Linked DNA regions of Homo sapiens: region 2 is linked to region 1. A link is an interaction called in ENCODE POLR2A ChIA-PET data of the cell type or tissue named here. Cell type or tissue: MCF 10A. All regions are shown on one strand. Links, peaks and the distances in the headings refer to the core of each region. The heading gives the core; the rest is flanking DNA.

The links. Peaks named below come from ENCODE experiments on the same cell type or tissue, not always from the same donor. Only the 100,000 strongest peaks of a DNase experiment are listed, where the experiment ranks them.
Region 2: POLR2A ChIA-PET joins it to region 1 with 5 read pairs; 3 of 35 experiments call an interaction of 5 or more read pairs at or near these places.

What each region holds. Positions count from the first base shown.
Region 1 is chr20:13,284,093-13,289,474 of GRCh38, reverse strand. It overlaps ISM1 (isthmin 1), which reads right to left. Exons shown (of 6, transcript NM_080826.2): 4 at 792-935. It also overlaps a transcript of TASP1 not described here. Among named protein-coding and RNA genes, the nearest start is that of ISM1-AS1, 47 kb to the right of the region's middle. In MCF 10A, for the core only: no CTCF peak of the experiment used is centred there; DNase peaks (open chromatin) are centred at 2,694 and 4,384.
Region 2 is chr20:13,200,321-13,205,702 of GRCh38, reverse strand. It overlaps a transcript of TASP1 not described here. Among named protein-coding and RNA genes, the nearest start is that of ISM1, 18 kb to the left of the region's middle. In MCF 10A, for the core only: no CTCF peak of the experiment used is centred there; no DNase peak of the experiment used is centred there.

The DNA.
Region 1 (5,382 bases), core at 185-5,184:
GTGTGCAATTAGTTTAGTTTTTGAAGCACTGACAATGCAGTATAAAGTGACAGTTAACTACCAAGACGCCCCAGGTTGCGCTCCTGGGAGCCTTTGGCAACTCTCTGGTATTACCGGTGGGGCTGTCTTTTTCCTGCAGATGGTTGTCAAGCCTCTCATCCTGGCTTCCTCATCAGACCATGAGTGTCTGCCTTCTGTTTCTCTTCAAGGGACAACAAATCCCACATCAAAAACCCAATCTAACCAGAGTCCCTCCTCTAAATTAAATAAGTACAATGCGACATTGTCTTTTAGGTCACGGCCACTGCAATTGTGCATAAGACTCAGAAAATCCATTCAGCTCATCAATTATCTCCTGACTCACTCTGGTCAGAAGTCTTATTAGAAAAGTAGTTACATCTTGCCTCATGCCTGTAATCCCAGCACCTTGGGAGGCTGAGGCGGGCGGATCACAAGGTCAGGAATTTGAGACCAACCTGGCCAACATGGTGAAACCCCTTCTCTACTTAAAAAACTACAAAAATTAGCCAGGCATGGTGGCATGTGCCTGTAATCCCAGCTACTCAGGAGGCTGAGGCAGGAGAATTGCTTGAACCCAGGAGGTGGAGATTGCAGTGAGCTGAGATTGTGCCACTGCACTCCAGCCTGGGCGACAGGGAGAGACTCCGTCTCAAAAAAAAAAAGAAAAGAAAAGTAGTGCATCTTTTAAAAAGACAATGTCACTAAGTTTTTAATGATAAATTAAAAAGCTTTCCCCTTGAACTTGGAGCTACACACTCAGGTAAACGCACCTGGGCAGTTTGGACGGTCACAGGTCCTCGATTCTGTTGCAGTGCACGCGTAGCCACAAGACCGGGTCCGTTTCTGGTTGCCGTTCCCGCAGGTGACGCTGCAGACAGACCAGAGACTCCAGTCACCCTCGCCATCTGTGGAATCTGGAAGACAGCCAGGGAGATGGTCATCAACTTTGGCCAAAGAGTCTCCCAATCTCCCCATCAAGCAGCCTGTCAATTATTCACTTCTATCCTTCTCGCTGTGGGAGGGGATTGCTGGAGAGGACTTTTCAGCTGGAGCTAAAAGGTTTACAGCTCCAGGGCTCATTTAGGGATCAGCTTTGTGACAGCAAGGAGGTTTTGGGCACTGTGGTGGTCTGTACATCCCTAGAAGGTGCCCAGAAAACACTTACTGAGAATGCATACATTTGCACAGCATGGGGTAATATGCTAGGCAGTTTCCAAAGGTAACCACCCTCAGTTCCTTCCCTCTCTGTGCTTATAGCCTCTCATTGACATACAGAGAGAAAGAGAGAGAGAGGAGAATCTATTTTCTCTAGAATCTGGGCTGGCCTTGACCTTAAGGCCTGGCAGCTTCTGACTTTTGCTTTGGGGAATCCAGTTACTGTGAAAGATGTCCATGCTAGACCTGTGAATTATGGGACATCACATGGACAGAGAGGAGCCACATGGACTACAGACACCAGACATGTGAGCAAAGCCTTCTCAAGCCTTCTAGCCATTCCCAGTGGACAGCTGAATGCAGCTGTTGCCATCAGGAGCAGAGTACCTACCCAGTGGCCCTGCCTGAACTCCTGAGCCACAGGATCATGAGAAATAATAAACGGTTGTTGTTTTAAGCCACCAACTTTGGGATATTTTGTTACGTGTAGCAATAGATTACCGATACATTAATGGTGAAGCTAGAGATGATCCCTCAAGGTCATTATTCAACATCCATCCAGTGAATACCTATTGAACCCTTTTTGTATGTCAGGCACAATTCTTGGTACATGAGATACACTATTAAGTACAACTTTCAAAGATCCTTGCCTTGGAGGAACTAATATTTTAGTGAGAAAAGAGAAACAATCATCAATAAACACAAAAAACAAGTGAATTAGATGGCATGTTAGAAATTGATGAGTGGTGTGCAAAAAGGAAAAGTAGGCCAGGAAATAGGGGGGCTTGGAGGTGAGAGGTGTGGGAGAGGGTGGTACCCTATTGATATGGTTTGGCTCTGTCTCCCCACCCACATCTTACCTTGAATTGTAATAATTCCTATGTGTCAAGAGTGGGGCCAGCTGGAGATAACTGAATCATGGGGGCAGTTTCCCCATGTTGTTTTCGTGGCAGTGAATAAGTCTCACGAGATCTGATGGTTTTATAAATGGGAGTTCCCCTGCACAAACTCTCCCTGGCCTGACACCATGTAAGATGTCCCTTTGCTCTTCCTTTGCCTTCCACCATGATTGTGAGGCCTCCCCAGCCATGTGGAACTGTGAGTCCATTAAATCTCTTTCCTTTATAAATTACCCAGTCTCGGGTATGTCTTCATGAGCAGTATGAGAATAGACTAATACACCTATCAAACTGAGTTCCTCTTATCAAAAGTAAAGTCTTGGAGTGGTAGGATGCCTGGTTCAAGGTCACTGGGTTAACAGAAAGGAAAGCAGGGCTCTGGTACCACGCCCTTTCTCTCTAAAGCGTGATTCTTTCTGCAGTACCTCTGCTCTGTGACAGTTTCTCCTGGTTTACCCAGATCTTCCTATGGCCTTGGGCCCTCTGCTGCTGCCAAGCGTGGAGCTAAAGGCATGCCCCTTGCCGGGAGGGAGTACCCTCTGTTCATAACAGGTCGTGGCGATTGTTATTACATAGGCCCAGCAGGAATGTAGTCCACACATGTTTCTACCTGAAATGTGGGCCCGTGCCAGCCTTCCAGGCTGTTGTTTACATGGCATTCACTCTGAACATGCCTCAGGCAAACACAGGGCTGTGGAGCCTCCTCAGTCCACTAAGTGGAATTGGAGGAGCGGGGTGGTGGGGGGTGGATTTCATGGTTGTGTCCTCCTCCCTAACTCTGAGTGGAGAGCTTGCTCCCATCTTATCTGCCCCCCGAGGCCCCATCTATTTTCCTCCCAATCCCCCAAAAAGAATTTTTCTGAACTTTGATTTTTCTCCTAAGAAATGGTTTTCCAACCACTCAGCTAAGCAGATGCTTGAAACTAATGCTCTGTGTCAGGAAATTCGGCTGCCTTCCCTGGCATTAGCTTCTTTCCTCTCTACCATCTCTTATTGGGTATCACACAGTAGGACTGGAGAAACAAGTTGCTTCTGGATGGAGAAACCACTCAGGTAGGAGCAGTCGCTGCTCCCACCGAGAACTTTGCAGTCTGGTGTCTCTCAGTCACCTCCCCAAGGGCACCAGAGAGGTGCCTGGAACAAGCACACAATTGCACACTTGTCAGAGAAGCATCCAGGTGCAGCGGGTCATACGCACATGAGCACTCACCCAGTCACATCCTGCACACACCACCGAGGCCAGATTTTGTTAAAGGGAATAACAGCTAAAAAAAGGTCAAAAGTAAAGATTATAATGTTTTTATACTCATAAAAAGGGGGAATGAGTAAGTCAGAAGAAATCTTATTAAATCCCCTAGGTAGAGTTTGCATCACCTGTGGGGTGGGTACCAGCATAAGACATAACCCAATGATGCCAAATGGTGTTCTTGGCTTTGCAAAAGCAAAGGGACCTCCACTATCCAGAAATCTCATGCAGCCTGGCCTCTCCATTATCGCAATGTAGAGAGCAAATTTGGAGAGACATCACCCCTGAACTTTGAGATTTTAGCATTAAACTATGTATTTTAGCATTAAACTCTCTTGTGTTGGAATCCCTGCATGAGGCACTTTCTTGTTATAGTTTCTTGGATCTAAATTATTAAATGTTAATATTGTGTCCGATTATGTGAAAAATCATGCCCATAATTCCTCTTTCCAAATCCACGCCCTTGGCTACTCCCCTCTCGGGCTGATTCCAGGATGGGCCACATGACTTGCTTTGGCCAATGGGATAATAGCAAATAGGATGCCAGCTGAGGTATACAAAGTGCCCGTGCATTCCGTCTTGCTGCAGGGAACTCTTCCCCCAAGCGTGAAGTGCCTAGGCTAGCCTCCTGGAGGGGGAGGGACCAGTGGAGAGAGGCCCCAGCCATCTCAATACAGCATCTACACAGCTGGGCACCCCTCATTGTGAGTGAGGCCAGCCTAAACCATCCAGCCCCAGCCAAGCCAGTCCAGACCAGACCAGAAGAGTCCAGACAACCCACGGACTTGTGAGGGAGAGAACTCTTTCATTCCTTTAATTTTGCGGTTGGCTTTTTTTTTCCTTTCTTTTTTATTTTTTAAGCTGTTTCGAGGTTTCACTCTGTCACCTAGGCTGGAGTGCAGTGGCACCATCATGGCTCATTGCAGCCCTGAATTCCTGGGCTCAAGCAATCCTCTTGCCTCAGCCTCCTGAGTAGCTGGGACTACAGGCATGTGCCAACATGCCTGGCCAAAGTTTTCAAAAAAATTTTATAGAGATGAGGTTTCACTATGTTGCCCAGGCTAGCCTTGAAATCCTGGCTTCAGGCAATCCTCCTGCCTTGGCCTCCCAAAGTGCTGGGATTACAGACATACGTCACCATGCCTGGCCTGGGGGTGGTTTTCTAAGCAGCAAAAGCTAACTATTACAAATACCCCATAAAATCCTCCCTAAAATATACTCTCTAGACAGCTGCCAGACTCTGAAGCCATCAAGGATTTATTATTGCAGTAAGTGGCTTTCTCCACATCTTTATTTTAAATGCTCACAAAGCCATTTTATTTCCAAACATTTTTTTCATATGGGTCCCCCAAAGTTAGGCATAGAACTCGCCATGTGGCTAATTATTTCTATTGAGGCTGACAGTGAAGTGAAACTGCCTCCTAGGAAGAAGTATGTATGTGAGCTCACTCCCCTGAAGCTTTCACAGCACACGGGCCCCCATCAATGTCCCGGCAAAGACCCTCCTCTTGGGGATTTCTATTTGTTTAATGTCTTCAAAGAACAGAACGGGCATTTCTGACAGGGACAAATCATTGAGGGCAGTGCTCCTTTCTGCTATAATAAAACAAGCCTGTTCTCAGTTGCTCACCTACCAGGGGCCACTGCCCAGAGCAGAAAATGAATGTGAGCAGCTATAATCACAAAGATAATGACAACGGCAGGAAAAAACAGTTCCTGGGAGCATCTATATGGTGCTTTGACAGCCCCTGGCTGTGACATCAAATAACTCAAGGAGGAAATAAAACTATCCCGAGTGCAGTGGGCTGAGAGCTGGGTTTCAAGGATGCCGCTGGAGTTTTAAAGTAGTCCTTTCTTAGTTTCAGGGCACTAGCGTCCTGTGGGCCAGTCATAGTGGTGGGGCAACTGAAGTGACTTGGGTCTTGACTTGGCCACTAGTAAACCTGCACCACTAATCCTAGATGACAGTGTCTACCGATTACTGAGGGCTTGCTTTAACCAGCTGCCCTGTCGATCTACTGATTTAACTCCTACAACAACCCTGTGAGGTAGGTGGAAACA
Region 2 (5,382 bases), core at 312-5,311, 84 kb after region 1:
CATTCGGAGGTGGGGCTGTTGGGAAGTAGTTGGGTCATGAGGGTGAAGCCCTCATGAATGGGATTAGTGCTCTTACAGGAAGAGGCATGACAGCACTTGCCTCCTCTCTCTGCTGTCCACCACGTGAGGATAGACAAGGAGATGACTGTTTGCAAGTTTGTAAACCACGAAGTGGGCCCACATCAGACACTAAATCAGCTAGGGTCTTGATCTTGAACTCTTCGGCTTTTAGAACTGTAAGAAATAAATGTCAGTAGTTGAAGCCACCCAGTTTGTGGTATTCCTTCATAGAAGCTCAAGTAGAACATGACAGAGTCTGAGGGAGGCCATCTCTGGGGAGGCGACATTTGAACAGACACTTGATTTTGAGAAGGGACATACTAGAAGAGATTTCCGGGCAAAAGATCCACCACTTAAAACAGTCCTGGAGGTGGGAAAGGGCTTGGCATCTCCAAGGCATAGAAATGGGGCTTGTATGGCTACAGTGAGAGGGGAGTGGAGGAAGAAGTGCTTGGAGAGGTGGGCATGGGTCAGATCCCTATGGAGAGGCATGGATTTATTCTGAGAATTACGGAAAAACAGCAAAAGGTCCCAAGCAGAGGAGCAATTTGACCTGATTTATGGTTCCAGAGCTCAGTAGCAGACCTTTCCAGAAAATGCAGAAGCCAAGGCAGCCCCTTTTGGTAAGAGGCAACATAGGTACCCCACAAGGTCCTAGGTATCCTCCAAGAGGTCTCTCTTGGAGGGGAGTCTGGGCCTGAGGGGACTCAGTGCTTCCATGCATTGTGCAGAGCCACCAGCCCTCTGCAGACAATTTCCACCGTGGTCTGTTGTGTTCCTCCTTCCAGTCAGAAGGGGCTGGTGCACGTGGCCCTAGCTGGATAAAGATACTCTCACTACTTACAAAATATATCTTGGCCCCAATTCTGTCTTAAGACCTTTAAAATTGGCAGTTACTTCATACCAAATCCAAAGTGGGTTCAAATGGGAAGAAAATATAAATCCACTGGTGGCGTGCACCTGTAATCCCAGCTACTTGGGAGGCTGAGTCATGAGAGTTGCTTGAACCCAGAAGGCAGATGTTGCAGTGAGCCCAGATCGCGCCACTGCACTCCAGCCTGGGCAACAGGGCGAGACTCCGTCTCAAAAAATATACATATATATATATATATATGAATATATAAATCCAGGATTAAAAAGATATTTTTCCCACACATCGCCCACATGAAATAAATGTCTTTTTGCACAACACCTTGTTAAAATTATTAAAGGAGGCCTCAGTAATATTTCCATGCCCAGGGGAAGAATTCTATTACAAAGGTGGACACAACTCCAACAAGGGATCCCGGAAATGGCAGAGGAAAATTGTGAGCTCTAGATGTAAAATAATTGAATAAAAGTGGCTCAGACAGGCAGAACAACTCAGCCCTCTGAGGAGTCTCTGTCATTGGCTTCCCATCAAAGGTAGGGAATTCTGTTGCAAAAGCAATTAAGTTGTTTCAGCCTTGGAACTAAGACGTCTCAAAATTAAAATAAAAGTATGGAAATCCAAAACCAATCAGTACTCAAAAGACTGATTAAGTCTGTCTTTAAACATATAGATGCTTGAGTAATATTATTGAAGTTATATTCATAGGATTCTGAGAAGTCTTATGACATTACTACATTTTATGCGAGGTGATTTTAAAGCTGTTTTCAGTGTGAACCAATGTGACAAGCATTTGGACAAACACTTTTGTCCCTCAGAGTCACAAGTTTGTTGTAGTTTGAAAATAGATTTAAAAAGTTGGGTCAGACATTATTTTAAAGGGTGAGTTTATCCTTACAGGTTTTGCATTTCTTACTCTGAATCAGCCAGCCCCTAATCCCTCCTCCTAAGTTTAAAAAGATGATTTGACAGTACAAATTACCTTCTTTGTTTTCCATTTAGCAGAGCTTGTGGTTTTTATAGGCATATAAACTAGTTTTATAACTTAATTCTCTGCAAGTTGTGGCATGAAGAGAAATAGGCAGTGGCTATAAAAAATGTATGCTAAATCACTGCTAATTAAAAATGCAGCTATTGACCATGTTAACCAAACTAATTAATTGCTTTTCCGAATTGTCATTTAATTAATTAATTTATCCATTAATTTATTTATCCATAAAGGCACATTTTATTAAAATAGACCATAATTTCAAGTGCACTGTGACTGTTGAAACTATAAAATCTTTCAGTAGTTTAAAATCTGAACAAGATCCTAAAGTTTGATCCATGAACTAAATTGAGTGTTTGCATGTGAAATAGATACCTATGTACATGTCTCTTTATGAGACTGCTGAAAGCAGAGATTTTACTTCATTTTAATTTATTTATCCTGACATTAGAGAGTTCAAGTAGTGGCATTATCGAGCTTATAATCTTCTCTGTGCTGCAATTTCCCTCATAACATGGGAATAATAATACTAGCTCCTTATAAAGCTGTTGCATGCATTAATTCACTTATTAAAGAATCTAGAATAGTGACTGGCACACAGTAACATTTAATACATGTTACTTATTTTCCCCAACCCCTAGCACTCAGCTTTTGTGCATGTAGTTAATGCTTAGTAACTGCTTATTAATTATTTTGGTTAAAAAAAACCCTTCTAGAATTTGAATGATAAAACAGATGTTTTCATCAGTTTAGGGAGTCCAGTGAAGCTCATTCCACAAACATTCATTGTGTTAAATTAAGTTTAGCCTAAAGCTGCCTCCTTACATATGTTAAGTTCTGCTTGCAGGCTTCTGTGTACATAGTGAACTATAGCTTAACTGGATGTAGAAGCCGACTATAATCTTCTCATAACAAATAGTTCATTCTCAGCCAATCACAGCAGCCATAATTCAACCACTCACAGGTGGCCAACTGTTCGAACTCTGTTCAAATAAGGCAAATGCCCAGCTGTAACCAACTCAGCTGTTTCCGTACCTCACTTCCGTTTTCTGTACGTCACTTTCCTCTTTCTATCCATAAATCCTCTTTGACTACACGGCAGAGCCAGCCTTGCTCTCAACCTATTCTGGTTTGGGAGGCTACCCTAATGGTGAATTGTTCTTTGTTCAATTAGACTTTGTTAAATTTAATTTGTTTAGAGTTTTTCTTTTAACAATTGGTATCTAGCATGTCTTACAGTGAATCATGAATGGTGTGCTAAAGATGGACATAGTGACTTGTGAGAGCTGAATGTTAAAATTTCAGAAACGTTGTGAGCTGCTTTTAATCATGGCCATTATTCAGAATTAAATTACATAAATGTACAATTAAAGATATGATATTACAAGCAAAAGTAATACTCAAAACTTATTTCCTCTTTACATTTTACAATGACCTTGAATTTACTCACATTTGCTGCATCTGTGTGGTGGATGCACTGTATAACCATGTGCTTCTGTACGTTGCTTTCCAACTCCATTGAATGACATCATGTTGGTAGCTTGAACTCAGCCATGGAGGGAATATTTGTGCCATTGAAATCAGCAAATGTTACCAATCAGGGCTCCCCTAACTTGATTCCTTTCTCCCTGCAAAGCTGGTTGCTAAATATTTATCATCACATCACTGACTGTGCTAGGCCTGGAGATGGGTAGTGCGTATGGAGGGGTGGATACCTTCAAAAAGTTTACCATCTGCCAGGCGCGGTGGCTCATGCCTGTAATCCCAGCACTGTGGAAGGCCGACACAGGCAGATCATGAGGTCAGGAGTTCGAGACCAGCCTGGCCAGCATGGTGAAACCCCATCTCTACTACAAATATAAAAAATTAGCCGGGCATGGTGGCGCAGGCCTGTAATACCAGCTACTAGGGAGGCTGAGGCAAGAGAATCACTTGAACCCAGGAGGCGGAGGTTGCAGTGAGCCGAGATGGCACCACTGCACTCCAGCCTGGGCAACAGAGCGAGACTCCATCTCAAAAAAAAAAAAAAAAAGTTTACCATCTCAGAGCCCACAATTTTTTACTGCTTCATCCCAAACTTTTCTTCATTTTTAAATTTTCACAGGCCATTACATCAGGGAAAACTAAACCTATATTTATGATAGTTCTGATCACCCAGAGTAAAAATCTGGATGTATTTCCTCTTCTCATTGCCTTTTTTTTTTTTGCACATTAATATTTAAATAGAAATTCCTATGATAATTAAGTGCTATTTTTCTTTCTTTTTTAGTTGATTGACAATGTCTAAAGATTTGTGATAATACAGATAGTTATGATAGGCATAATGCAAAATGGCAGCAAATTAAGTGCCATCATCCACCCAGTTATTCAAATTTCTCCCCTCCCTTCCCCTCCACAGCCTATCCAACAGCAAGCCCTGCTGATTTTCTACCACCAAAGCGCATCTGAAATCCACCCACTTCTCATCCTCAGGGCTAGCCCTCTCAGCCAGGTCTCTATCATCTCTTTTCCAGGGCTCCTTCAACACTCCTGACCTTCTTAATTTTACTCTTGCCTTTCTCCAATCCCATTCTCCCCGCAGTTGTGCGAATGGTCTTTTAAACATGCAAATCAGGCCACATCACTCCCACTTTGAAACCCATTTAGGATTGTGCCGTTTCCTTACTAATCCCACTTTGCAGTATCCCTCCTTCCCTTTGTCCCTTGCAGTCCTCTGTGCCTGTGACTGGCATTGGAGACTGTCATTCAGACTCAGTTTTGTTCACAACTATGCTGCCAGCTGGCTAAATGAGCCTAGTGAAGCCACTTAGCTTCTAAGCACTTCTGTTTACTTTTCTTTACAAAAGACATAATGGTGCTGGGCTACCCAGAGCTTAAATTAATTAATGTTTATAGAGCACTTCAAGCCTCGGCATAATAGCCTCTTTGAAAATGCATGTAATTATCATTATGGCTAATGAAGCTTGGTCTTAACTCCTCCCCCTCACTGGGAAGGCAGGAAGCTGCCTTTGGTAACATAATCCAGATTAGGTGGAAATTTACCTCCAATGTTAGTTTTCTTCTTTGGCCACTCCGTTGGTGTTTTCAATTTTGTTTTATTTCTCTTTGTCTTATTTTATTTTGTTTTATTTCATTTTTTAAATTACAAATGGGATTTAGATAAATTAAGTCAAGTGGATTTATGAGAAAATAAACCATATTTTAAAGGCAGTGCTTTTTCCAACCACAGATATCACATTCCCATTGTTTCCTTTGTTGGGAACTGGTATTCAGCCTCAGAGAGAGAGAGAGAGAAACTTCACTAGAAGGTGAGTTGGAGGTTTACAGTGATGGTTTTAATGCTGTTGAGGTTTATTTTGTAGGTGTGGGGTTGACCAGCTTCCAGGATCACAGTCTGAGCTACCTGCAGTAGAGATGACACCCTTTGCAGGTTCTCTGCTCTAGCATAATTGCAATTCAAAGGGAC